2 separate regions of the Mus musculus genome follow, and region 1 is linked to region 2. The links are chromatin loops, found by intact Hi-C in ENCODE. Cell type or tissue: left cerebral cortex. All regions are shown on one strand.

The links. Hi-C counts contacts between places; a loop is a spot of excess contacts. Peaks named below come from ENCODE experiments on the same cell type or tissue, not always from the same donor. Only the 100,000 strongest peaks of a DNase experiment are listed, where the experiment ranks them.
Region 1: a loop joins it to region 2, with 2.6 times the contacts of the local background. A loop is called at or near these places in 2 of 42 quality-filtered maps.

What each region holds. Positions count from the first base shown.
Region 1 is chr3:156,464,424-156,466,923 of GRCm38, forward strand. No RefSeq gene overlaps it. Among named protein-coding and RNA genes, the nearest start is that of Gm33311, 85 kb to the left of the region's middle. In left cerebral cortex, no CTCF peak of the experiment used is centred here; a DNase peak (open chromatin) is centred at 1,390.
Region 2 is chr3:155,819,323-155,821,822 of GRCm38, forward strand. No RefSeq gene overlaps it. Among named protein-coding and RNA genes, the nearest start is that of Gm23038, 32 kb to the left of the region's middle. In left cerebral cortex, no CTCF peak of the experiment used is centred here; a DNase peak (open chromatin) is centred at 1,424.

The DNA of each region.
Region 1 (2,500 bases), 650 kb after region 2:
AAAAGACACTATTCCATTCTTCTTTATGTCTGAATAATATGCTATCATTTTGCATATTTATATTGAATTTTCATATATGTCACAGGTCCATACATCAGTTGGCAGCCTTCTAGAACATCAATGAACACAGCATGTAGGCTGTTTTTTACATATACTCTATTTTCTTTATATGTACACCCAACTGTTATAGATGGATCAGCTGGTACATTTATAGTTTTGTATGGGTTATTAACACCCCCATAGTGAGTGCTGAGTTTTTATCTCAGTAGTATTGTGCATGAGTTTCCTAAGGGAGTTGTAAATTTAATAGCTGAAATGTAGGAGCCCCGTCCTCTTTGGTGATATCTGCTTGGAAGGGGGCTGCAAGAAGATATTGGGATGTCAATTACCAACAGGTAGTAGAGCTTGTCTTACTACCTCTCAGAACTTTGAAATCCAGAAACACAAGATTATTCATCCTCCAGCATCTACAGTTCCATCTCTTAAAATGAAAGAGACCTTTGCTGTCTGATATTAGACTGCTGTCTTCTAACACTGACCTTTGCTATCTCATATTAGACTGCTGTCTTCTAACACTGAAGATTCTGATGGTTTTGTTTTAAAATCTCTTTCCATGGCCACAAAAACTCTTTGAGCAGTTAACAACTGGCTCATTGATATGAAGTTCACTAGTATTTGCTAAACATTCCTGAGACATTAAGGTGCTGGGACTTTTGACTTTAATACCATAAATTCCTGACAAAACTACTCAAGGTGCTCCCCACCCCCCATATACCTGCAACAGAGAATATGGGCACTTCCTGGCATAACAGTGAGCAGAACCCAGTTTCATGTCCTGAATACATTTCTGCACAGGGTCCAGGATCCTTGTATTCACCAGTTTTGTTCAATCTTTCATTCACTGCTTTCTTCAACTGTTCAGGTTTACCTGTGCTCTCTCAAGCTTTTCACATGGACCTTAAGCATTATTATCCTGCAGTCACCCACCTTTTGGTGCAACTGATCTCAACAATTCTCTAATGTGTCTTGTTTCTTATAGGGATTTTTTTCTTTATTAGAATCCCTGAGATTTTAAGCATTCTCTTTTATTTTCATTATTTGTAAAATGTGCTGTTGAGAAACTCACATGTTTGAGAAACAAGTATGTGCTGCTGTAGACATATTTGTCAAAGACAAGGTGATGCTTTGTCCAACCTACATTTTACCTTCCTGGGGCATTTATTCTGATTATTTTTAAAGTGATGTTCATCCTGGAGTCTAACTCTGACTCCATGTTGGAAAGTGCTGCGAGAACTGTGTCAAAAAATCCAGGCTCTCCCACAAACTATGTGTGAAAGCATGATACTTCTATAAATGCCTGCCAGGAATGGAGTAAGCAGGCCTGGAACACAAACTTCACACAATTGCTAAATTTATACCAGTGTCTAAAAGTACACACGGCCTGAAAATTCTGTGGTTCTATAATGAGCTCTACAGAACTTTAAAGGACAGCAGATACCACTGTTCGAGAGATACAGGAGGGAGTGTTGGGGAGGGGCACGTCTCTTAGGTAACTGAAATTCGCTGAAGGAAAATAAAATTAATAAAGTTTAGAAAGTTAAGAAAAACACCCACCACAAGTTTCAGTTTACAGTAGGTGTCAGAATATCAGAAGTCCTGATTGGTGAATTATAACAGGAGAAAGTGGTTGCCTGCCTGTGGAAAACTCTGCTCTTAAAACAGGGTGACAGTCACCTGTTGAAAGTAAAGCAGAATTCCTTAAATTATTTAGATAACAGATATTTTTCCAGAACCAGCTATGTGTTGGGAAAATGTCCTAGACACTCTGTTAATCAACACAAATCAGAGAGGATAGTCAGCATGACTGAGGAACCTACTGTCAGGGACTGGGAATCTTGACTATTGAAAATCTCTGCCTAAACAAGACCTGAACAAGATTATACTAACATGGAAGTGGGAGATCTGATGGATCCCCAACCCGAGACAAAGCTGAGAGCAGGAGAAATAACCTTCCCCAGGGAAGGAACCCTAGTTGGTAAACAATACCAAGTGGTCAGCACTGAATTTGTAGAGATAAAGTTAATAGCAATGGGTCTGAGCAGGTTGTGTTTAGTTATTTAGACACATATAACAATAGTAATTGAAAAAGAGAAGGCTATGATTTAAAAGGGGAGCAAGCAAGAAGGTTACATGTGAGGGGATAGAGATAGGAAAGGCAGGGGTAAAATTAAGTACTTAGATTTTAATCTCAAGACAAATTTTAAAGAAGACAAATAGCAGAAGAGTGCTGGTAAAATTTAATTGGTTTAACCAAAATTTAACTGGTTTAAATAGGACATTTTAGTTTTAATAGTAATCATTGTAGATGTCGGAGAGAGTTGTATATGTACACATATGTGGGAGCAAAAAACTGCCATGCCAGGTGTGATGGTAAGCATTGTGTGGTCTCAGTTATGAGGTGTCCACATCTTTGGGAACATGCCTGCCATTTACCTGTGAG
Region 2 (2,500 bases):
GAAAATTATTGACTCAAGCAATCCCTATACCTACATGACATGTCCAAAGCATATCTTTGCCATCTTTAGAGCACTGATATTTTGAATAACCTTGCAGGAAATGACATAGTATGTCTTGTAAAGAGAAGAGAAACCTCTCAACTGCATAGGCTTCCTCCATTCTGTGCAATGCCTTATCAAATCCAATATATGAATAGTAAGTGAGTTAAATATTTATTTAATTTGGTCTTTTAATGGTCATTTAAATTGTGTCATTCCTACCAGTCACAAGAATATCCCCAAATCCTAAGGTTATTTCACTGCTTCATAAGGTCTGTGATTTTTCACCCAAAATACAACGTATGTCAAGCAGAATGAATGTATTATTAACATAAGGCCAGCCAACTTTCTATTCTACAGTGACCCCCAGCTTCAAGAAGCTGGTTCCACTTTCCAGGTCCTCTTTTACAAAACTGTCCACTTTCATGTACCACATGGTGTAAGTTAGTCATATGACTGTCCACAGATAACAAAGACCCTGCAAGTGTTCTAAGTAATGGATATTCTTACGAGTTTCATGCAATAAACATGCAGTGCAGAACTCCACCGAGTGATCAAGACAGCAGGGTCAAAGCATTTACCTATACTGTGCTTATAATAAAGGTGGTCACCAACATCTACTAAATTTCTAAGCTCTCGGGTCATATCCTAAGCCAGAAACCAGAAAAACACGCACAAAAGTTCCTAAAGTTCCTACTAAGTCTAATTCTTGGAAGTACACCATCAGCATTCTTACCCATGAGGGAAACTGGTTTTAAAACATGTTTTAGTTAACAGCTTGTGTGTTCAAGTAAGAAGTATTGTGAAGTGAGTGATCTTTGAATGAACCCCTGAGAAGTTTCTATAGTAAGAAATTCCTTACAAGTTTATTTCTGAATATTTACAAATCCTCAAAGATCTGCCTGTCTCCCGAGCAAGGAGATGAGTTCTTGTATGAGTGTTGACGTCTCGAGTCCTTTTGTGCTCTGACCATGAGATCTACCATTTTCCAGATTTCAGGCACAGGCAAGGTGGCCAGTTGTTTATAGTCTGAGACGTAGCTGTTGTTTGTACCTGGAAACCTGAGAAAATGTTTTGCTGGTTGGAAAAGTAACAAAGTTTAAGGGGGTGTGAATTCATAGTGGGAGTTGTTAATTTGGTCTCACAGGGCAGCAGGGAAGGTGGTTAATTTCTTTCCTACTGTATACTTTTGTCTTTGTCTAAATCAAGATTTTTCTTAATATTGTTTAAGTAGGATCTGTCTTTTTCTTGCTTTACTTCTCTGGAGCCTCCTTATTACCCAAATCATCAGTCTTCAGATCTCTTCAGAACATCCTTCTCATTTTGCCTTTGGACTCTTCTGTCTTCACACTGATTTTTTTAATTTGAAAATAATTTTCACTTGTGTTTCATATTTTACAAAACCAAATCTGGACAGCATCTGTTCTCTTTCTTCAAGTTTTCTATTATTGTCTCTGGAAAAAAAATTACCCAACGCTAAGAAGTGCTTGCTTATATTAATAGTTACAGGGACTGCGTCTTCCCCTCTGCTGCCTCATTTCCCAAAATCCCTCTCTTGCTCCTCTTTCCTTCCTCATCTTCCTTCTCTTCTCCCTCTTCCTCCTCTACCTCTTTGTCTCTGTGTGTGTCTCTCTGTCTTTCTCTCTGTTTCTCTTTTGACTTTGTCTCTCTGTCTCTCTCTCTCTCTCTCTGTCTCTCATTTTTAATTGCTATTCTTTACATTTGTGAGCCCACTTCCTCTTTTTATATCCAGGTTTGTTACTGAGAATACATTAAAATATGAGCACCAAAATTTCACATACCTATTGTTTTGAAGTCAGACAAAGCTGAAGGTACTGGAGGTACCATCTCTGTCCCATATTTGTTTTCCACTTTTCAGACTTCAGTAGCACAGAACACTTGGTCTGTCTTTTGACTCTGTGAGGCCAAGGGCATGAAGAGCTCATCACAGGCCAACCCAATGCTGCTACCTCCAAGCAGATTGTGTTTCCAAGGAACCCTACTTTCTGGTTTTCTCCCAGGCTTCCTTGTCAATAATGGCTGGTGTTCTCTCTAGATAAGGCATGGAGTGGGGGTGGGGGTGGGTAACAGGAAAGTGAGTAAAAGAAATCAATAGAAGTGTATTTTCAAGAGTCTTCTAGGGCTGAACACCATCAGAAGCCTGTACCTCTCTTCAGTTTACATGTCTGCCGTCTTGATGGTTTACGGATCATGAAGTCTTTTAGCTTGGAGTTAAAATCAGAGTTTGAGCATGCACTGCCTGTCCCTGCAGCACTGTCCATGGTGCTTCTCTTAAGGTTGGTCTTGTGGTTTTCTGCCATCTTTTTGTTAGACAAGTTCACACCTTAGTAATCAGCTGTGTCTTTCTTGCCTTTGCTTTCCTCTGTTTTAAAAGGACAGTATACAGTTGGTACGGACTGGAGCTTGTTCTGATTTTAGATACCTCTTCTTGTTCTCTGTG